Linked DNA regions of Mus musculus: regions 2 and 3 are each linked to region 1. Evidence: chromatin loops called from intact Hi-C (ENCODE). Cell type or tissue: left cerebral cortex. All regions are shown on one strand. Region 1 overlaps Cpq (carboxypeptidase Q). Region 2 holds the start of Tspyl5 (testis-specific protein, Y-encoded-like 5). Region 3 overlaps Cpq (carboxypeptidase Q).

The links. A loop is a pair of places that touch in the nucleus more often than their neighbours do. Peaks named below come from ENCODE experiments on the same cell type or tissue, not always from the same donor. Only the 100,000 strongest peaks of a DNase experiment are listed, where the experiment ranks them.
Region 2: it touches region 1 in a loop (4-fold over the local background); 3 of 42 quality-filtered maps call a loop at or near these places.
Region 3: a loop joins it to region 1, with 2.5 times the contacts of the local background. A loop is called at or near these places in 2 of 42 quality-filtered maps.

The regions. Positions count from the first base shown.
Region 1 is chr15:33,477,351-33,485,350 of GRCm38, forward strand. The region is part of intron 6 of Cpq (carboxypeptidase Q); the gene reads left to right. Among named protein-coding and RNA genes, the nearest start is that of 4930592A05Rik, 170 kb to the right of the region's middle. In left cerebral cortex, a CTCF peak has its summit at 3,991 (motif pointing right); DNase peaks (open chromatin) are centred at 3,411 and 3,912; H3K27ac peaks cover 729 bases.
Region 2 is chr15:33,684,247-33,692,246 of GRCm38, forward strand. It overlaps Tspyl5 (testis-specific protein, Y-encoded-like 5), which reads right to left and starts at 3,637. Exons shown (of 1, transcript NM_001085421.1): 1 at 1-3,637. The coding sequence starts at 3,551. The coding sequence ends at 2,331. In left cerebral cortex, no CTCF peak of the experiment used is centred here; DNase peaks (open chromatin) are centred at 3,144, 3,639 and 4,223; H3K4me3 peaks cover 1,886 bases; H3K27ac peaks cover 1,900 bases.
Region 3 is chr15:33,536,097-33,544,096 of GRCm38, forward strand. The region is part of intron 7 of Cpq (carboxypeptidase Q); the gene reads left to right. Among named protein-coding and RNA genes, the nearest start is that of 4930592A05Rik, 110 kb to the right of the region's middle. In left cerebral cortex, no CTCF peak of the experiment used is centred here; a DNase peak (open chromatin) is centred at 4,312.

The DNA.
Region 1 (8,000 bases):
CTTCTATTAAAATGAATCATATTTTATATGTTTCAATTATATATTCAAAGCTTGCTATTCTCCTAAAGGACCCGAGTTTGGTTCGCAGCATCCCACTGCCTGACACCCTTTTCTGGCTTCCACAGGCATTCATACAGGTGACATATACACACAGGCACACATACATGGCCATGAATTTAAAAATAAAAATAAATCTTTAAAAACCATACTTAATCTTGAAATAGTGAGGGAGCTATGGACAGATTATCTGGATTCAAATAGGTACGCTTGGCTTGATATAAAAGAGAGGGTTTGGCCCCTCCTCGCTCTCTCTGCTTCTCTGACTCTTCTCTTCCTAACCCCTTTTTCCCTCTCTCCTCTTCCTCTTCTTCCCTCTCTACATGTGTTCTTGGCAGGCCTCTTTTTATCTCTCCTCTCCTCTCCCCTCCTCTCACCTTCACTTTTCTTTTCTTCTCTCCCTTCCTTCCCCCCTTCCTCTGCTTCTAGCTCTATCCTACACTATGCCCATGGTGTTGTTGGTATCTCAGGGGAAGGGATGCTTCAGTCTGGGCCTACCAAGTCATCCCTCCCACTTCACCATACCACACTGTACAAAACATCCTTGTCTTTTATAAAACACAACAAGGAGACCTCTCTGAAGGCCTATTGGAGGGCACTAGTCTTTATTACCATTGGACAATCAGGAGACTATACCAAAGAGCAATTGCTTCCAGTTGCTCTCCCTCATGTAGAAAGAACAATCTTCGGTATACATGAAGACTTTATGAAAAACTTTAATGACTTATTAAAAACTCAGGCTTAAAATTCAATGATTGCTGTTGACAGAAGTACAAAGAATTTAAGTGAAGATGCAATGAATTCCCCCAGTGAGAAATCTTGTACATTAACAGGCAGTGTAAGGATCAACTCACAGCACAGTTTGTTTCCTTATCTGGAATTTGGCAACATCCTGTGGAATACAAGATACATTCCCATTTACAAAATGTTAAAATTGGTGGAAAATACGGATCTTATAATCAAAGCACTGTGGGGCATATTTATTGAGTTTTGTAGTAGTTTTGTAATGAAAGATACAAATTATCAGAGAAATAAGACTTTTTCTTTCCTTTTTTTTTTTTTTAAAGAAAAGCATTTAAGTAGCCTCTATTTATCCCAGTTTCCTGAAGATAGTCTAGTTTCAACACATTATCTTGTCATAATTGTTTCCTTTCCCTCCCAAAGTACCCTTCCTGGGATATGACTTAACATTCTGGTTATGAGTCACTCTTCCGTATAGTGATCATAAGTCTCAATAGAGCAAAGTAAGCATGTGATGTACCTTTGAATTTATGCAAAATAGTCTCAGATTCTTCAGAGAACTTGCTCCTTTGCTAAAGATGGCATGAGCCTAAGAAAGATCAAGTAGTTCACAAGGTCTTTCATCAATTATAGAAGGGAAACAAGATCCCAATTCACAGTGTTCAGTGCAGAATAACCCTACTAAATAAAACAAGAATAAAAATAGCAACAGTTAATCCTTATTATTAATAAAACTACCATTCAACAATCAGAGAACGTTGTCCACTGCATGTGTCCTGAACCACTTTGGTAGTGAATATATAAAATAAAAAGCACAATGCTACAAGGACAAGAACATTATTAAAAATGTTACCTAATTTTTAAGCTGGATTTATAGCCATTGTATGTGTGATGCTTAAACTTTATTAAATAACTCTAACTATGATTAAACTGTTGCCATAAATTCAATGTGATAAACATGTAAGTTTATCTTTGCAGCATACCTAAGATGTCGTGAAAATATCTGTGGTATCTGTAGCTGACAAAGTGACAGGTTCTCTGTGGTTTGTTGCTAACCTCCATAATCTAAAGAAATTCTAAGAGCCCATTAATTTGAGGGGTTAGGTGTCCCTTGTCTCAGAGAAGGGAAATTGTTTCTCCTCAACCCAATTAGATCATTGCAAACACCTATTTGGATCTCTCCCTATAATCTCTATAATTTCTTAGCCTCCTTTTATCTAAAATATACCTATTAAGTTAACTTAACTCTTTTCGAAGTCAAATTGCCTCATCTGTTTATTATTTTCTTTCATTTTGCCTGACTACTTTAAAACTCAGGAAGTATGAAAAGCAATTGTTAAAGCTCTCGGTGGTCCCAGGATGCAGTTATTGGTTCCTGTAATTGAGTCTTGCTGATTATACCGAGTGTTAGTAGCCTCATTTTGTACCAGCTTTAACATAACAAACATAAGGTTTTAAAAATGTGTTTTTAATATGTATAAATAGCATTTAAGACTTCACACAGCAGTTCTTTTCTTGTTACTTATTGCCATGCCCTCCTGTGAGTGAAAGCCATTTCATTTCATTAAATCCAACACAAGGTGGGCTTCATCTGAAGTGGTGAAATAAAGACAGGATCTGCCAAGGATATGCTTGATCCAGACTTCACCTAAGAAGGAGAAACTAATTGCTGCTAAGCCTCCAAGTAAGATTACCTTATCATTCCCTTATTGAAAGGACCTTACAAATTTTACTTGTGTTTTGATAACTTATAATCATTTTGAAAGGCAACCTCATGCCAAATAGCGTACATGAAATATTTTACATAATTCATTTCAAATATACTAATTTTTATTCTAACAAAATATTAATTCCTTCCCATGTGATAACAAGTGCCCTTCATGTGCCTTTGACTAGTTTTCCACAAAGCACCATCTTCAAACTTTCTAACAATGTTGTTAATAGCATCTCAGACTTCTCAGGACATCATCTGCTACAGAGATCCTCATGTTGGCATTTGTAGATGACTTATCTCCCATAACTTTTCTTTTTTGTTTTATTTTTAAATTTATTTTAGTGTGACTCATAAAAACATGTAGTCATACTTACAAAGGGAGTAACATGAATGCTTTGATACATGGGTGAGAAGCATAATATTTAAATTTGGTTAAAGTCCTATTTTCTCAAACACATCATGTTTTTTAGTGTAAGAAGCTTCAAATTCCTTTCTTATGCTCTTCAGGAAAACGTAGATCATGCCTGATAACACAATTGCCTGTAACAGTAGGTTCCCAGGACTTCTTGCCTCTAGCTAACTTGTGAGCACCCACTAGTCACCCTTCCCATTGTGTGCTTTCTCCTCAACCCTCCCAAACTATAGAAATTACATTTTGCTCTCAACAGACCATGCTACCAGCCCCCACCCAGAGAATATTGGATCTGCAGATGAAAAACACAGATGCACACAGTTGTTCAATTTCAACTTGCCTTATTGGCTCAACTGCTGGATGCCTCCAATCTACCTCAAGCAGCATTCGCTTCCCAGTACTCCCAAATTAGCACCCTAAATCTGCACTCAATTTCAGTTGCTCAGCCACCTTTCCCAGCTCAACACCCCCAACCTCCCATCTGTAGAAACAGCTTGTGGTTCCTCTGTGAAAGATCTCACATGACTGGTTGGCTTTTCTACCTCCAAAGCAAGGCGAAAACTCTCTCCCCCTCTTCTTGCATCTGCTCGCTTGCCTGCAGAAATCCCACAGTCCTGTCTATTCCTCTGTCCAGCAATAGGCCAATGGCATTTTTACTGATAGATCAACAACGAATTGAGGAACAGGACCTTAGCATCAGAACCATCCCTACAGAGGGGTCAAGATGAAATGATCTGGACACTACCTCAGCACTCCTATAGGACAGTGATGTTATCCAGGGTTGCTGAAGGTCAGGCGGATATTGAAAGTAGAGCAACAGAATCGGTGATAGATTCCATTGGAAGGTAGTGTCAAGAATGGTTGTTAACATTTCCAGACTCAATGACCTCAGTGCTTTTGCTGTTTACTAAGCCATTTCTCCTTAGAGGTAAGGAGATCAACTCAGAAAGAAGCAATATAATGACAGATGGGAAGAGAAAAGGCTTGTGTTGGGGCTAGGAGCCAAGGAAAGTACTGACAGCATCTCGGGGATAGAAAATGAAGAAAATTGCTCAGGTCCTCCAGATGGAGCTCATCAGCAGTACCAGCTTCTTGACTTCAGCTTTTCGAGATTCTCTTCATAATAAAAGGAACATTTTGTTGTTGTTATTGTTGTTGTTATTGCAGGTTGTTAGACTATAGTGATTTATTTATTTATTTATTTTAATTAGGTATTTTCCTCGTTTACATTTTCAATGCTATCCCAAAGGTCCCCCATACCCACCCCCCCAATCCCCTACCCACCCACTCCCCCTTTTTGGCCCTGGCATTCCCCTGTACTGGGGCATATAAAGTTTGCAAGTCCAATGGGCCTCTCTTTGCAGTGATGGCCGACTAGGCCATCTTTTGATACATATGCAGCTAGAGACAAGAGCTCCGGGGTACTGGTTAGTTCATATTGTTGTTCCACCTATAGGGTTGCAGTTCCCATTAGCTCCTTGGGTAATTTCTCTAGCTCCTCCATTGGGGGCCGTGTGACCCATCCAATAGCTGACTGTGATCATCCACTTCTGTGTTTGCTAGGCCCCGGCATAGTCTCACAAGAGAGAGCTATATCTGGGTCCTTTCAGCAAAATCTTGCTAGTGTATGCAATGGTGTCAGCATTTGGAAGCTGATTATGGGATGGATCCCTGCATATGGCAATCACTAGATGGTCCATCCTTTCGTCACAGCTCCAAATTTTGTCTCTGTAACTCCTTCCATGGGTGTTTTGTTCCCATTTCTAAGAAAGGGTAAAGTGTCCACACTTTGGTCTTCGTTCTTCTTGAATTTCATGTGTTTGGCAAGTTGTATCTTACATCTTGGGTATCCTAAGTTTCTGGGCTAATATCCACTTATCAGTGACTATAGTGATTTATTAAAGCAGCATAGGAAACTGATACGTGTACAGGTATATTAATCTGAATGTGAAATTCAGGAGAGAAATTTCGTCACAAAATAGAATCCCTTAAAAAGGTTGCAATTCCCAGCAAAGTAAGCATGAACTGAGAGGAGTCAAGGTGCTTTTATATTGTTTCTGACCATACAATACCCAAGGGCAGATTGTCCTTGGTAAAAGAAAAATGGAGAAAGAGCATCCAGTAAGACACAAAGAGAGCTGACAGCTTCAGATCCCAGAAGCTGAGGGAAAGAACTATTTCCAGGCAGAGGCCAAGTGCCAAGTGTAGTTCAATTGGCATTTGTTACTTTATGGTCACTTTTGATCTCAGACCTGGAATGGTTTGTAATTGCCTATAAAACACTGGGAAGGACACTTGATATTTGTGGGCAGCCTACCTGTAGAGTGTATTTGCCTTATGCTTTTAAACTTTATATACCTTGCTCCTCTCTTGTAAACTGACATATTTCAAGAGCAGTATTTGGATGCAGAAATCAATGTCACTTCATTCATTTCTTCCTTTGTTGTGTATTTCAAGGTTCCTCTTGTCTAGGACCTAGGAATATACTGTAAACAAACATAACAAAAACAAACAAACAAACATAATTCTCAACTCTCCAGAACTTCCAGAATAGTGGCTTTTTCTTGGAAAAGTATCCCCTTGTCCATGAAGTTTGACCCAGGCTTTCCATCTGCTTTTGGAACATGGTCTGAGAATTCATCACATGTGAGGTAACCGTCAGGGTCTTCTGGTGAGCTCTGGCCCCCTGCAATGCTATCCAGGTCTTTGTAAATGACACACTTCACAGACCACCAGTATGATTTACTGTTAAAACTAAGATATCCCTGCAAGAGAAATGGGGCCCCTATTAATAATCATACTGAGATAAGCAAGACAACTAGGTCTGCCCAGGGCTAATAGGGATGCTTGGCCTCCCATTCCTCAGCTTTTTCTTAATATATATTAAATAAACACATATTTCTCCTTGAATAAACATATCTAGTAAAATAAAACTTAATATTTTGTCTTTCACTTTAATTGATGACCAATGTTTAGGAAAAAAAAATATTTTAAAATTCAAGGTTTCTGCACCTTTTAACAATGTCCCTGAAGACTTTAATTATTTTATCTAGTACCCATCATTATAAATAGCCTCAAAATAAATCCCCATAAAAAATGAATCCTGGAAAAAAATCACTGCTGAGTTTTTCTTTTTCCACTTCTAAGAATTAAGCTTAGGGTCCTGGTCAATGGGACAAGACCTCTACACAGAGCTTGATATTCGGCCCTCTTTTAACTTTTAAAAATGTATTCTCGTTTGTATTGATGGAACATACACACATTCTGCAGATGTACTCACAGAAGCCAGATGAGGGAATTAGATTCCTGGAGCTAGAGGCACAGGTAGCTGTGGCATGTCCTTCGGTTCTGGTATCTAAATTCTTATCCTCTGGAGGAGCATCCAATGCTTTTAACCTCTAAACTAACTCTCCATGCCCTACCCTCAAGTCTTACTGAGGCAAGGACTCACTCAGTTGCCCAAGCTGACCTTGAACTTGCAGTCCTCCTCTTTGAATCTCCTAAGTGGCTCCTAAGATTAGAAAGGGGCACAAGAAGCTCGAGCAGCATCTATTTCAAGGAACTAGAAGTTGGTTTTCTTTTGCAAGATAATGAAAGCTCAGTAGGGCATCACTCTAGCCTCCCACTTAACATCAGCAGCCACAGATAGCACAGTGTCCTCCTGTCTAAACTTCCCCAGTTTCACCTTTCCCCTGCAGTATTTATTGAGCTTCTCATACATGCTGCTGTTATGCTGGGGATGCAACAGAGATACTACACAGCTTTGCCCCTTGTCTCCTCTCGGCTCTTGAGCATTTTCTGGCTCTTAATGTGGCCTTAGGCACTTTACTTACAGGAGACCTTGAATTTTTACAGGAGCAAAAGGAGAAAACACAAATGTAATGAAGTACAACAGGCCAGCATATTAGATTGGGCTGTGGTATGCTTGTTGCAAAAGGCTCAGAGATCACTTAGGGAACTGAGGGCCCTGATGCTCTCCTGCCAGGCTTCCATTCAGAAAGTAACTTTTAAGCTAAATTTCATATCTTTATTAATAGTAGTAGAGGTATTTGAACAAATAAAGCATATGAGGATGTTGTCAAAATCACGAAGTGCACAAGTGCTGTCAATTTTCCATGAAAAAGAAAAGTCATGAGTTGATGTGGAGTGGCTTTGGACTAGGCTGATTCTTGAGTACAAATTAGTCTATTTTCTTTGCAAGACAAGAAAATTATGACTATTATTGATGGCTATTCTTTGTTGTTAACTTGACCACATCTGGAATTAACTAAAACCCAAATGATCAGAAACACATGTGAGGTATTTTTTCTTCATAAAATCATTTGGTGTTGGAAGGCCCCTTTCTAATACAGATCTTTGAGGTAGAAGATGATAAAACTTCAATCCAAATCTTTTGAAGTGGGAAGATCCACCTTTAATCTGAACCACACCTTCTGATGGCAGCCTATAATAAAAAGGACATGGAATAAGGAAGCTCTTTTTGTCTGTTTTCTCTTACCCTATCTTCATTGGCATTGGAGCTTACTTCCTTAGGATTCCAGTGTGTGTGTGTGTGTGTGTGTGTGTGTGTGTGTGTGTGTGTGTATAATGAAGACCAGCTGGGATATCCAGCCTCATGGATTAAACACTGGATTTTTAGATTTTCCATTCATAGGCAGTCATTGCTGAGTTAGTGGCCTGTAAGCCACTCTAATAAAATTCCCATTATGTATAATATATGTAATATATCATATATAATTTCCCTTATATATTCATATGTATGCATATTTATACACATAGGTATCTATCTATAGGTAGATAGATAGGCAGACAGACAGACATTCATTCTGATCAGTTCTCTTCCTGTAGATAACTTTGACTAATACAATTTCTTTTAAATGACATGTCTGGTCATAAGAAAATAAACTCAGAAGTAATCTTAGAAACATTTAAAGAAGTTGAAGTCGGCTTCCCAACCAAGAACGGGGCAAGAGAAGTTGACCAGAAAGCACTCTGATACGAGGCACACTCTCATCATCAACCACAAAACCATGTCTTTTTCTTCTCTTAAAAGGTCCTTGTGTTAAAGGAAGTGAT
Region 2 (8,000 bases), 210 kb after region 1:
CACACAAAATTCACATTAGTGGAGTTATTGTGATCATGAGAGTGCACATTTCAGCTCAATGCCCCAGTCTCCCAAAGTAGATCCAGCTGCACTGGTATATGCACTTGGACTTTCACGAAAAATGCAGGAGGAAGAAGATACAGATGACATTAGGTTACTCATTGCTTCTAGCTACAAGGTACACAGGGTCCAGGCACCACTTTCTTCACTCTTATTTTTTGGAAATTTACATAATAAATAGCAAAAGCAAACTTATACAGCTCTGTTTTCCTCATTAGACAAAAATACAAAATGTGGTAAGATTTTAGAGGACAAATACTCAGCATTTAGCATAATCTTACACACTTTAGGATGTAACTTCTACCCAATATAGTAACATTACTTTTGGTTTGTTTCTGTAATTACAAAAAAAAAAAAAAAAAAAAGAAATTAACTAACGATGATGAAGACTGCCCAGAACTCTGAATCCATCCTTGACCTGGCATCTTGTTTACATACACCTTTAACTCTCCCATCCCAACCCTGAGTAAGGTCTCTTCTGTCACCTTCATCACTAAGAGATAGGATAACTATCTCTGCAGCATCACAATGCATTTCTATCAAGTTTTACTGACCCACTCAATACCAGGTTCATACCTATCTTGCCCTGATTCCCTTGCCTATTTTCTCAAGGACCCCCTCACAAAGGTAAGAATGAAGTCTTCCATACCAGCATGGGGGCTGGCTTACAGAGTTCTACTTTCCAAAGAAGATAAGTCAGAACACAGACAAACTTTGGTAGAGATGGTCCAGCTCAGCCTGCACACTTACCAGAAATATCTAGAACAGGTTCTGCCTGTCCTGTCCCCAGTAACACCTTGGGATTCTTCCATAGTGAGTACATTTGGGCTAAGAAACAAAGATAGCAAAGCACTACTGAGTGGGAAAGCTGGGGGCTGGGGACCCCAGTGGCATAGGCTATCAAATGAGACAAAAGGAAGAAGCCCCTGGGACTTAAAAAGAAACAGACAGAAGACACAAGAGACCACAACACTGCTGCCTTAGGGTTTCTAATTCTAGCAGATGCATACAACTTTAGAACTACTGAACAAAGCCAGGATTCAGGACCTATGTCTGACCATAGACTCTCTTGAGACCTTTTGGTTTTTCTTTATCCTATCTCAGCCTACTACATGAGTGTGCAAAGGAAGCCTCTTTCTGCCTCCCTAACTGTATGTAGAAAAGTCTGGTTGATGATTTTTTTTTTGTCTGCACTGTGATGCTATTTTAAAAGGCTGGGAGAGGGTTCATAAGGAGAGTAGGAAGTCCCAAGGTAGGTTGATAGGGAAGGAGACTAAGTTGCATGAAGGTGTGACGTAAACATGGGCATAGAAATGAAAAATCTCTCTTCCTCAAAATTCCTTCTTGTCCCTTCTTAGCAAGGAATAAGGAATAAGAGAAATGGCACAGATACCCAGTTGATAAAGATGTGGTCCAAAGCTCTACCCTTCTCAGGGCTCACAACATGAGAGCAACAAGCATATGTTCACAAATGCCAGGCTGCCCACCAATCTGACAAGCAGTAGGTTTTCTAAAGTCTGGGGAAGGTGGGTTTGTAGCTCATGCATTGGGAAGGTACCTGGGTCCATAGGCAGTTCTTGAGGTCTTTGATAAGCAAGATGGAGCCAATAACACCCACCTAGCCAACAGTCAATGGACTGACTGCAGTCAGGCATAGCCAGACCATGATGAGGGTTCACTAGCAGGCTGTCTATGAGGCAAGAAGAGATGTATGATGTGAACAGAACATATTCTTGTTTTCCCTTGTCCTCATCCACACCAGTAGTCTGCTGGACCTAGGCTGAAGTGGGAAACAAAATAGGAAGAACCTTGGTTGATGTCTCCATACCCACAGAATAAAAGCACTGGCTTCATTTTGTGATAGCAATAGAAAAATCTTGCCACTGATAACATGCATGCTTAAAATGGACACAAAGCCCAGCTGACTGGCCATGAAGTAGCATAGCTTGAATATCCATCTGGACAATGACTCAGAATGTCCAGGTGAAAGGAAAGTGGGAAGAGCCAGAGCCAAGAACAGGGACTGGATAGTGTAGAGAAAGTCATATATCAGAAGTGATTGATACACAAACAGTGAGAATGTCACACATGCAACACTATTGTGACAAGGTGAGGTCATGGGGAAGCAGAGAATATTATCACAAATGTCACATTCTTGAAGATAAGTCCAAAGTGGCTACCATGTATGGTATGAACAGAAGGCAGACAACCAAACCCACGTGGTCAGCCTAACAGGTCCAGCAAGAGGTGGTAGGGAGATCTGTGTCGGATCAGTTGGGCTGCCTCACTGCAGGTGCAGGGCTCAGTTTTGCTGGACCTGGCCTTTCTTCCTTTCCTTTCTCTCCACGGGCTTCTTCACTGATCAGGTAGTACTGTAGAGGATTGGGCCACAGGTCCTCATTAATTATCTCAACAATCTTGTCAGACTCAATAGAGCTGTGATTTGAAAACCACCCAAAGAAGCTACCATTGTTTTCTGGGTTTTCCTTGCTTAGGGATTGTAGATCATGGCCTGGGAGCCACTGGATTGGAGCTGAACGAGACACCACTTGACCGGATGGACCACAGCCATATTCCTTAATGAGCACCTTGTTTTGGAAATAGGGGTTTCGGCCAAAGTAGAACTTGATTTTGTAGCCCAACCTGGCAAGGCCAAGTTCTTCCACCTCCAGTCTGTTCAAATAGCTCAATACCTCCTTATCTTTGGTATTCAGAAAAGCTGACAGCTGGGGATGGTTCTGAAAAGCTTGCCCCCAGAAGCCCGGAATGCTCTGGATGAGGAGGTTCCGGCGCTCTAAGTGGTGAAGTCGCAACTGGCCAAACTTGCGTGAAAGCCTGAGATATGCCCTGTCAGCCTGTGCATTCATGGTCTCTAGCTTTAGCTGGACCGTCTCTAGGGTATCCATGCTGCCCACTGTCGCGGGAGACCCTGCCCCAGCATGCTTCTCTGTCATCTTTTTTTCCTCCCCCACTGGAGCAGCGGCGCACAACCCCGCAGAGGCCATCTTCGGCTTCCCACTAACTGTGGCCTGAGGTCCCCTCCCCGTGGCGCTCCGAGTATCTGGGGCCTTCCTCCCGGGGACTCGCCGATTTCCAATGCGGGAGCCGCGTCGCAGCTTCGCCAAGGCTCCCACGGTTCCCACGAAGCTGGTGTCGCTGGTCAGGCGCTCGGCGAGGGAACGGGCCCTCTCCAGGTCCGGATCAGGGGCCGCCAGCCCGCGCTCGTCTGCAGCCCGAGCCCGCAACGCCAGGCCGCAGTCCAGCGGGAGGCGGCAGGCCGCCTCTTCCCGCAGCTCGGCTGGTTCGGCGCCTCCTTGAGCTGCGCCGGCCTGCACCTGCGCGGCCGCGGAGTCCTCCCCGAGCCGCGGGCTCTGTGGTGGCTTTTCGTCGTGCCAGGCGTCTTCCGCAGCGGCCCGGACCCGGGCTCTGGCCCGGCCTTTGCCCCGGCCTTTGGCGCGGGAAGACTTTCGACCCCTACTCCGTCCGCTCATGGTGCCAGAGAACAAGGTTTCAAAGCCGCTACCAGCCCAGGGTCTCTACGAAGCTGGCCTCTCCATGGCAACCGTGACGTCACCACGGCAGGACCCACTGCACCCAGTGATTGGCTCCGCTCAGCGGCTGCGTACCAGCCCACCCTCACATGCTACACGCCCTTAGTCTTATTTTGCAGTTAGAAAGTTAGTTTCCACCTGTGCTTGGCCTTGGTAGTGTTGCTGACTCATCTCCTATCATTGATAGCAAGCGTGTCCCCAGGGGTTCATAAGACAGAGCCATTGCTCCTACAGTGACATCGTAAAGGCACCCACTACCGTCTCCATCAATTTTCTAAGTATTTTTCCTCTTCTGTTATTTTCTGTGACATCTCTCATAATTAATTGGTCATCGGCATGTCTGTCTCATTACATAATTATTCTACTGTAAGATTTGTCCCAACGATTCAACTCTAGGGAATGTGAAAGCCAGAACCATAATATTTATGTAAAATGACTTAGAAAGAATAAAAAAGTAACATACAAGGCATTTTACTGAATACTAATTTTACATTATCTCTGTTCTTGAAGGAGGTATTCTTGTTCCCAGTTTCCTGATAAAATGGCAACTGAGGGCTGGTGTTAGTTACATCTCAGTGATAAAACAGTTACTCAGCATGTGGGAAGTCCTGGATTCAGTCCTTAGTGAGGAGGAGGATTCAGTCCTTAGTGAGGAGGAGGAAGAGCAGGTGGAGAGGAGAGGGATACTAAGGAACATTCTGGAGACTATACAGCGAAGGAGAAAAAGGCTTGGCCTAATTATGTTACCATGCTACCATAATCTGTTGGCCCTTTGCAAATGGCTATGGTGACTCCTAAGCTGTTCAGCATGTTAACAAATTCCAAACTCCTTGCCTAGGCACAAATCCTCCAGCTGCCTCAGGTCTACACAGAGTAACGCTGTGAATCCCAGTCCAGAGCCAGAAATAACAGGCCTGAGTCCAAGCTCCTGTAATTGGGATAGGACACACATAGAATAAAAATACCATTCTAGGAGTAGAGAAGGATTTCCAGGTGAGATTTTTGAGACAGAGGGTTTACAGGAGTAGTGAGGGAGGGAGCCCTAGAAATTTTTCATAGCCTACAGAGAATCAGCCAGAAAACCTGTCTGGCACTCCTAAAGAAACCTCATATCCTATAGCAGGGCTACAGCACCATGAGTACTGAGGGAATGCATGACAAATGTGAAGAGAAACTTTCTGAGTGGATCTTCCAGGTTCAAACACCACAACACCCTTGCAGTGAAAAACAGAGAAGTAAGCCTAGCCGTTGGGCAGGATATGGAAGCTTGCTCAAGGTGCACAAGAACTACTAGATCAGCAACTAAATGTTAACAAGCTCTCGGCCAGCTTTTATTTTTATTTATTTTAGATATTTTCTTTATTTACATTTAAAATGTTATACCCTTTCCTTGTTTCCCCCTATCCCATCCCTCCTACCCACCTGCTTACCAGCCCACCCACTCCTGCTTCCCTATTCTGGCATTGAATTCTTCCCTACACTGGGGCATTGAATTTTCACAGGACCAAGGGTCTCTCTTCCCATTGATATGCCACAGGGCCATCCTCGGCTACATATGCAGCTGGAGCCATGGGTCTGTCCATGTATACTCTTTGGTTGGTGGTTTAGTCCCTGGAAACTCTGGGGGTACTGGTTGGTTCATATTGTTGTTCCTCCTATGGGGCTGCAAACCCCTTCAGCTCCTTGGGTACTTTCCCTAGCTCCTTCATTGTGGATCCTGTGCTCAGTCCAATAGTTGGCTGAGAACATCCACCTCTGTGTTTGTCAGGCACTGGCAGAGCCTCTCAGATATATGGAGCTCCTGCCAGCAAGTACTTGTTGGAATCCACAATAGTGTCTAGATTTGGTAACTGTATATGGGATGCATCCCCAGGTGGGGCAGTCTCTGGATTGTCTTTCCTTCAGTCTCTGCTCCATACTTTATCTCTGTATCTCCCTACATGGGCATTTTGCTCCTTAGGCAGCTTTTATACACATTAAATTTTAAGTGTAGAAGCCGGGGTTGGGGAGGTTGCTCTGAAACTAAGTAATAACTGTAACTAACCAATACATGTGAGTTCTAACTTTCTCAAAAGGCCTGCAGTTGCCTGCAAAGCTCCAGCTCTGACAGGTTTCCCCTCTAACCTTCTGTCCTATGCTTTCTCCAATACTCTGGTCTCCTGCCTCAGAACCTTTATTCTGGTGCTTCCTTCAAGTGCTCAGTCTACCACATGTGGTCTGAGGCCCTATACACTTAAATTTCTCACTATTAAAGCCAACACGTGTGAAATGGTCAACTCTTTTCCATTTATGCTTTTTATTTTTTTGTCTCCCATCATACCTATCAACTTCCTACACTCTGCCAGTAGTTTGGGGGTTTTATATATAAACTTTAAAGAATACACATTTTTTTAGTTTGTGTGTGTGTGTGTGTGTGTGTGTGTGTGTGTGTGTGTGTGTGTTAGTGTAATTGTAACAGTGCAGGTGTGGAAGTCAGAAGACAATTTTGGGGAGTAGGCTCTCTTGAGTTTGAGTCTTTCTTATTGTTTTTATTGCTCTGTGTACTCTGTGTCTTTCCAGAGTTTCTGGACATTTCTCCTATCTCTGCCTCCCATCTCACCATAGGCATACTGAGATTGCAGATGCAGTGCAAGACACTGCACAGAGTGTCTGGTATTGTTTGTTTGTTTGTTTGTTTGTTTGTGTTTATGTGTGTTCCATGGGTTGAACTCAGGTGGTCAGGCTAGCACAGCTGAGTCATCTTAGGGACCCATGGTTTATTGTTTGTCTCCTCTCCAGAATGTCACCTCCATGAACAAATGGTCTCTGTTATGTTCACCGTATCTTCAGTTTCTGCATACAAATGACACTTAATCATTGATTCAAAAGGATCAACTTCAGCAGAGTTTTAAAAGAAAGTCTATAATTGAGGTGTTAAATTCAAAATACTCCCTTTTCTCCACAGAAGCAAAGCTATTGGTAAAAGCTATCTTCTTAAATCAATCTGTGGGAACATATTAAACTCTACATTTGACTAAAACTCTCTTTTGTTGCAGAGGACTCCTCAGGGGCAATGTATAAGTGAAAATCTGGAGTGACAGATGAAAATTTTGAGTTGAGAGAATTGCTATTTGACTAATAGGGATTAATTAGTTCAAAGATCACCTTAAATCCTTGTTGAAGGCCTTTCCTAACCATGTTTCATCATGCTTTTCCTGCTCAGCTCAGACTACAGTAAACAGTCCTGACTTGGATCTCACAGGGTACTGGCTCGCTGTACTATTTGTTCAGCAGTTAGACACCACAGAATTGCTTCTTAAACTGGATAATTATAGTTTGGACTCTAAATCTCAGATAAATAGTGAGTTGAAGTAACTGGTATCCCTCTACAAATTGGGGCACTTCTGTGAGCACTTGAGGCTTAAGACATCTCTGTTGTGAAGAGTCATAATCCAACATCAGTACCTGCATTGTATAACTCACTAGAGGCTGAGCCACTGCAGGATTAGCAGCAGCCAGGCCAGTGCAAACACAGTTTAGTGTACAATCTACCATGAGCCTTGTCTCATACTGTCACATAGATCAGCATCAGGTAAGTAGAGACAAATGAGACACTAGCTAGCACACTGTACAGAAATGCTCTGACCTGGGTCCCCCAGTCCCTGTACCTTTTGCATTTAAAAGGCTAGTCTACAGTGATGAACTGATTTTTCTTCATGAGTATTAATAACAAATTTTATGTGATTGGAGCTTAGGTTCCTACTCAGATAGGTAACTGTGTAAAAGGGACTATGTATCTTTTTATTTTCATCTATTGAAGCCCCAAGTATGGAGCTTTACACATGCTAGTAATTGTGATGAAAGTTCACGTTTACTTGTACTTTATACAATGCCAAGTCTTAACTCATGTAATCCCCATAGCTACCTGATGGGGAAGAAACAATTATTTCTCCCATTTAAAGATGGGGTTACTGCTACACAAACTGGTTCAGTAGCTTCTCTAATGTTACACAGCCAGAAAGTGCTCTTCACAAAGGTATTTCTTTTTTTTTTTTTCTGTTGATGTTTCTTTTTTTTTAATTAGATATTTTCTTTATATACATTTCAAATTTCAAATGCCACCCCAAAAGTTCCCTATAGCCTCCCCCCGCCCTTCTTCTACCCACCCACTCTTGGCCCTGGCATTCCCCTGTACTGGGGCATATAAAGTTTGCAATACCAAGGGGTCTCTTTTCCCAATGATGGCCGACTAGGCCATCTTCTACTACATATGCAGCTAGAGACATGAGCTCTGGGGGTACTGATTAGTTCATATTGTTGTTCCACCTGTAAGGTTGCAGACCCCTTCAGCTCTTGGGTATTTTCTCTAGCTGCTCCATTGGGGGCCCTGTGTTCCATCTTATAGATGAC
Region 3 (8,000 bases), 59 kb after region 1:
CCAAGTGCTGGGATTAAAGGCGTGTGCCACCACTTAGCCACATCTGAGGAAGTTTTCAGGTTAGAATTGCAACTCTGCTGACAACTTTATGACTAGATATCTGTCTTAGTCAGGGTTTCTATTCCTGCACAAACATCATGACCAAGAAGCAAGTTGGGGAGGAAAGGGTTTATTCAGCTTATATTTCCACATTGCTGTTCATCACTGAAAGAAGTCAGGACTGGAACTCAAGCAGGTCAGAAGCAGGAGCTGATGCAGAGGCCATGGAGGGATGTTACTTACTGGCTTGCTTCCCCTGGCTTGCTCAGCTTGCTCTCTTATAGAACCAAGATTACCAGCCCAGAGATGGCACCACCCACAAGGAGCCTTTCCCCCTTGATCACTAATTGAGAAAATGCCTTACAGTTGGATCTCATGGAGGCATTTCCTCAACTGAAGCTCCTTTCTCTGTGATAACTCCAGCTGTGTCAAGTTGACACAAAACTAGCCAGTACAATGTTAATGAGCAAAAATTTCAGACAAGCATCGTCACATGTAAAGCATCCACTTAGCAAATACTGATTAGTGAAGGAACTTGCAGAGACTTTATGATGTTTGGTAAATTTGAATGTGCTCCAGATCTATATTTTGAGGCTTCTGAACAGTATTTTGTACAAGATATTCAGTCAAGACAAGTGAAGACTCCAGGAACAGGGTTCTGTTAGTCATCAGGCTAATTTCAGGAATCAAGGATTCTTCAGTGTTCTTGACTCTTGAGGGCTTTAACTAAGTTAAGCCATTGCTGAAAGTAAAACCTGTAGACTTAATGGTATTCTGTGATGGAGTATAGCAGTTACACGGTGTCTCTAATGGATTTCTGTGAATCGACATATAATGAACACCTTTAATTTCACTAATAAAAGCCCTTTTCTAAAAGGGCACCCTGAGCTAAATTCAGTGAACAAAAGTGCATATCAGAATTTTCAGTGTGCAATTGGCAAAGCATTGCTTATAGGTTAAGATGGAGAATGCAGCAACTCACAGCAGGCAGAGACCTGTTGGCTTCTGCACTCTGCATTAGGTCTCAGCAATACCAGCCCATGGCAGGTTGGCAGAGACCCCTGAGCTTTGCATTCTCTCTGTTCTAGGTTCTCAGCAGCACCAGATTTATGAACTTAGCAAGGATCACATAGTATCACATTTTACAGCTGAAAAAACTCCAAAATTTTGGAGTTTTTCTAGTTGTGGCAAGATATACATTATCTGAAGTCTACTGCTTTAGATATATTAAGATGAAGTTGTGGCATTAAGTACATTCATATTGTCCATCACTGCCATGTAAGGTCATCTTTTATTTTCCTGTGCTGACATGCTGAACACTATACCCATGAAACAATAAAATCCAACCTTGCATTTCCTTGCTCATCTAGCTCCAGTAAACTACATATTTTCTATATTCTGAGTGAATGTTCTGTGAGTGTTCTTTCCACTTGCAAAAGTAGAATCACCCAAATTGTTGTCGTTTTCTCTTAACAATAACTTTAACATTCACTTGTGTAGTAACAGGTATTAGAATTTCATCTTAAGACTGAATAACATCCTGTTGTATAACAGCCTTTTGCTATCTGCTCCTCAATTCATAGACATTTCCACTGTTTCCACCGTTGGGCTACTATAAACAGTTCTAGCATAAACAGTAGCATAGTTACATAAGTTGTAATATTCTCAGTAGATTACAGACATAACAGTTTGGCATTTTTTCTAGAAACTTAAGTAACTAGGAGGCCAGGAGTGGTGGCACAAGCCTGAAAGATAACAGCTTGGTTCCTGTGGTTTCAAGGCTAGCCTTGTGGGTTTCAGGCTGTCCTGTGTGTTGTGATCCTATATGAACAAATATGCTTGTAATCCTTCCTCTTTAAAAACAAACAAATGAAACTAAAGAACTAAAAGAACTAGGCAGATAATACAGGCAGATGCTGCCTGATTCTTTAGTGCTAGTGCAGCTTACTAAGAGGCTTGAGGCTTCCTTTGTACCTTACTACAGCTGAAAATGGCTTTATGGGTCTTTTAAATAAGATTTTAGTGAGGACCCAATTGAAAGCCATGATTTGATATTGTAAATCTGAATTTACTATGAACTACTTATTCATAATTTTCTTATATGGTATTTTCATCCCATAGACATCAGATGGGTTCCAAAATTCATTTGGTGATTCTTCTTAGATGCCATGATGCAGTGGCATAAAACATAAAACTGTGACTGCAGCTTCTTCATCATTGAATGCTGAAATACCCTCTCCTCTTCCATACTACCAGAAGAACAGAATATTTCTTTCATTAATAATAATTTCCCTGTTCAAGGCCATGCCCATGAGAAGTGTCTGACCTGAATGCTAATGAAGGTCACAGAAAAAAATGCATGGGTTATACACTGGCAGAAAGTGGAGGGGTTGCATTTGTGCACAGTGGCAAGTTTGTTTCTTTAATTTATATGTGTGAATACATATGTTTATAAAATTGGGAGAGTTAAGGCTAAGCCCTTTGGTCACTGGGGGTGCCTACAGAACAGAAAACCTCCATGCTGTCCTTGACACACTAGGAAGCAAGTAGAACTCCCAAGCAATTAATTCTTGACTTCTGCCCATTTCTCTGCCAGGGATGGACTATACAAAGTTGAAAAAGTTAGCCTTGGCTCTCAATCATACACCAACACACTTATATTTTTTCTTCCAATTTTATTAGGTATTTTCTTCATTTACATTTCAAATGCTATCCCGAAAGTCCCCTATACCTTCCCCCCGCCACCGCTCCCCTACCCATCCACTCCCACTTCTTGGCCCTGGTGTTCTCTTGTACTGGGGCATATAAAGTTTGCAAGACCAAGTGGCCTCTCTTCCCAATGATGGCTGACTAGGCCATCTTCTGCTATATATGCAGCTAGAGACATGAGCTCTAGGGGTGCTGGTTAGTTCATATTGTTGTTCCACCTATAGGGTTGCAGACCCCTTCAGCTCCTTGGGTACTTTCTCTAGCTCCTCCATTGTGGGCCCGGTGTTCCATCCAATAGCTGACTGTGAGCATCCACTTCTGTGTTTGCCAGGCACTGGCATAGCCTCACAAGAGACAGCTATATCAGGGTCCTTTCAGCAAAATCTTGCTGGCATATGCAATAGTGTCTGCATTTGGTGGCTGATTATGGGATGGATCCCCAGGTGCAGCAGTCTCTGGATGGTCCTTCCTTTTGTCTCAGCTCCAAACTTTGTCTCTGTAACTCCTTCCCTGGGTATTTTGTCCCTTAACGGAGAAATGGATACAGAAAATGTGGTACACTTACACAATGGAGTACTACTCAGCTATTAAAAACAATGAATTTATGAAATTCCTAGGCAAATGGATGGATCTGGAGGGTATCATCCTGAGTGAGGTAACCCAATCACAAAAGAACTCACATGATATGTACTCACTGACAAGGGGATATTAGCCCAGAAACTTAGAATACCCAAGATACAATTTGCAAAACACATGAAGCTCAAGAAGAACGAAGACCAAAGTGCAGATACTTCACCCCTTCTTAGAATTGGGAAGGGAACCAACACACTTATTGTGTTGAGATTCTACTGTGGGCCAAAGGCTAAAGATACCTTGGTATTATAATTTGAATGTGAAATGTCCCCTACAAGCTTTTTTGTTTGAACATGTGGTTCCATGATGGTGGTGCTATAATATGATGTTTTGGAACTTTGAGGATACAGAACTTACTTGGTAGATGTACATCATAGGAAAAGATCGTGGATTATGTATCTCAGCTTTCCTTGTGGTCTAAACTCTACTTCCTGACCAGTGCCATGTAATAACAGAAACAGGGGCTCACATGGAAGAGTGACAACAGTCTTGACAGAAGGTTTATGGAACTTGGACTGGGACACAGCAACAGCTGAAGGAGTTGAAAGTGACTATGTTTTGAATTTTCTTTGTTTGTAGAGATGATAGGGTCCTGATCAATGGGAAAAAATATTTAGTTACTCCAAATTGGCCATGTAATTATGAACCGAGACCAGTGAACCAAGATAACCATTACTGTTTCAAATCTAAGTTGATTCTTATTATCAATTTAATTTCTACATGTATCACAAGTCATTGTTAGTAACTTTTACTCATGGTTGTATAGCCACTTGGATGATTTCTCTATGAAGAAGTTAAGGCACAGAGAGACAGTACTACTCAAAGATAAACAGCTGTTGAGTGGGAGAAATGGTTCCTCTCCTCTTTGGCTCCACCAAGCAGCTCCCACTGGCCTTTCAAATGTAGAAGCTTGGGAGTACCCGGAAAAGAACTGCAATTTTTTGAAGGCTTGAAGGAATTATTTTCATCTTTAGTAAAAATGACTGAAATAACTGAAGAGATGACTCAGAAGCAAACAGCACCCCCCCTTTAAGCACCAACCATGTGATTTCTTTCCAGATACTGAAATCTATGGTTCTTGTATCTTTTGTCAGCATACTTGCTGAACAGTCAAGTGATTTCAATAAATACCTATGTATTGCAGTAAATTGTTAAAGTCTGCTCTATGCTCCTGTTGGAGGCTCCTCTAAATCCTCCCAAATGTTTTGGATTCATGAATGAAAGACACACACACACACAAACACACACACACACATATACACCGCTTATTTTTAATATGCCTTAACGTGCTCAATGGTTATTCCTCTGATATTCCTGAGTTAATGCTTATTAAATCTATATTTTATCTTTGTTGCCCTTGGACCCTTCTGGGCAGCCCTTCTGGGGCCACTTTCCTCCTTGCACCTATATTTCATCCGTCTCTCCCTCCTGTGCCTTCCCAGCATGGTCTGCCTATGCCCTTTTCTTGGAGGACTCCCTTCTTCCTCCTCTCTTGTGTTTCTTGCCTGGGCATCCTAAAAGTCCTGCCTCTGTCTACCAGCCCAGCCATTGGCTGCTGGCAACTTTATTTCCCAACTGGGGCAGAGCCAACTGGGGGCAGGTTTTTGGGTAACATATTAGCATAAGAACACAAGCCACTATACCTGGGTGCCCCTATACACTGCCAAGTTATTCCCTGAATAGAAGGATGAGAATTGGGGACAGATGGGATTAAAACACATCCCCATTCATAACATCTCTTAAGATCAATGGACTCAATTCTCTAATGAAGTGACATAGACTAACAGACTGGATACATAAACAGGACACAGCATTTTGCTGCATACAGGAAACCCACCTCAGTGACAAAGACAGACACTACCTCAGAGTGAAAGGCTGAAAAAAAAAAAAAAAAAAAAAAAAACCTTTGTAAGCAAATGGTCCCAAGAAACAAGCTCAAGTAGACATTCTAACATCAAATAACATCGACTTTCAACCAGAAGTTATCAAAAAAGATAAGGAAGGACACTCCATACTCAATAAAGGAAAAATCTACCATGATGAACTCTCAATTCTGAACATCTATGCTCCAAATGCAAGGGCACCTACATTCATAAAAAAATAAAAAATAAATAAATAAAATAACAAAAACAAAAACAAAACAAAACAACAACAACAAAAACTTTACTAAAACTCAAAGCACACATTGCACCTCACATAATAATAGTGGGAAACTCCAACAACAAACTCTCAACAATGGACACATCATTGAAACAGAAATTAAACAGAGCAATAGTGAAACTAACACAAGTTATGAACAAAATGAGTTTAACAGATATGTATAGAGCATTTCATCCTAAAACAAAAGCATATACCTTCTTCTCAGCACCTCATAATACCTTCTCCAAAACTGACCATATGATCACTTACAAAATAAGCCTCAACAGATGTAAGAAGATTGATATAATCCCATATACCCTATCAGATCACCATGGACTAAGGCTGGTCTTCAATAACAACAAAAACAATAGAAAACCCACACATGGAGCTGAACAATGTTCTACTCAACTATATCTTGGTCAAAGAAGAAATAATGCAAGAAATTAAAGACATTTTAGAATGTAATGAAAATGAAGCCACAACATACCCAAACTTATGGGACACAATGAAAACAATGCTAACATGAAAATTCATAGCTATGAGTGTCTCTAAAAGGAAACTGGAGAGAGCATACACTAGCAGCTTGGCAGCACACCTGAGAGCTATAAAACATAAAGAAGCAAGTATACCCAAGAGGAGTAGACAGCAGAAAATAATCAAATTCAGAGCTGAAATCAACCAAGTAGAGTCAAAGAACAAAAAATTTTACTAAGAATCAACAAAACCAGGAGCAGTTCTTTAAGAACATCAACAAGATAAATATACCTTTAGCCAGAGTAACCAGACAGCACAGAATTGTATCTAAATTAACAAAATCAGAAATGAAAAGGGAGACATAACAACAGAAAATGAGGAAATTTTAAAAAAAAATCATCAGATTCTACTACAAAAGCCTATATTCAACAAAACTGGAAATTCTAGATGAAATGGCCAATTTTCTAGACAGATACCAGATAGTTAAATCAGGATCAGATAAAACATCTGAACAGTCCCACAACCCCAAAAGAAATAGAAGCAGTCATTAATAGTCTCCCTTCTAAAATAAGCCCATTACTAAATGGGTTTAGTGCAAAATTCTATCAGACCTTTGAAGAAGACCTTATACCAATACTCTTCAAACTTTTCCACAAAATAAAAACATAAGGAACACTATGCAATTCATCCTACAAAGCCACAATTATGCTTATACCTAAACCACACAAAGAACCAACAAAGAAAGAGATCTTCAGACCAATTTCCGTTATGAATATTGATACAAAAATACTCAATAAAATTCTCACAGACCAAATCCAAGAACACATCAAAATGATCATCCATCATGATCAAGTATGCTTCATTCCTGGGATGCAGGGATGTTTCAATCTATGGAAATCCATGAATGTAATCACTATATAAACAAATTCAAAGAAAAAAACTACATTCATATCCCATTAGATGCTGAAAAATGCATTTGACAAAATTTAATACCCCTTCATGGTAAAAGATTTGAAAGGAACAGAGATATATGGCCCATACCTAAACATAGGAAAAGCAATCAATATATAGCAATCCAATAGCCAACATCAAACTAAATGAAGACAAACTTGAAGCTAAATCTAAAATCAGGGACTAAACTAAACTAAAATCGGGGACTATACAAGGCTGCCCACTCTCTCCCTATCTATTCAATATACTGCTTGAAGTCCTAGCCAGAGCAATTAGACAACAAAAGGAGATCAAAGGGATACAAATTGGAAAGGAGGAAGTCATAATATTTGCAGATGATATGATAGTATATATAAGTGATCCTAAAAATTCCACCAGAGAATTCCTAAACCTGATATACAACTTCAGCAAAGTGGCTGGATATAAAATGAACTCTAACAACTCAGCAGCCTGCCTCCACTCAAAGAATAAACAGGCTGAGAAAGAAATCACGGAAACGACACCCTTCACAATAGTCACAAATAATATAAAATACCTAGGAGTGTCTCTAACCAAGCAAGTAAAAGATCTGTATGACAAGAACTTCAAGTCCCATAATAAAGAAATCAAAGAATATCTCAGAAGATGGAAAAATCACCCATGCTCAGGGAGTGGCAGGATTAATTTACTAAAAAAGGCCATCTTACCAAAAGCCATCTACAGATTCAGGGCAATCCCCAACAAAATTTCCACTCAATAGTTCAGAAAGTTAGAAAGAACAATTTACAATATCATTTGAAATAACAAAAAACACAAAATAGTGAAAACTATTCTCAATAATAAAGGAATTTCTGGGAGAACCACCATTCCTAACCTCAAGCTGTACTATAGAGCAATAGTGATAAAAACTGTACGGAATTGGTACAGAGACAGGCAAGTAGATCAATCTAATAAAATTGAAGACTCAAAAATGAACCCATATACCTTGGTCACTTGATCTTTGACAAAACACCTAAAACCATCCACTGGAAAGAAGACCACTTTTTCAACAACTGGTACTGCTTCAACTGGAGGTC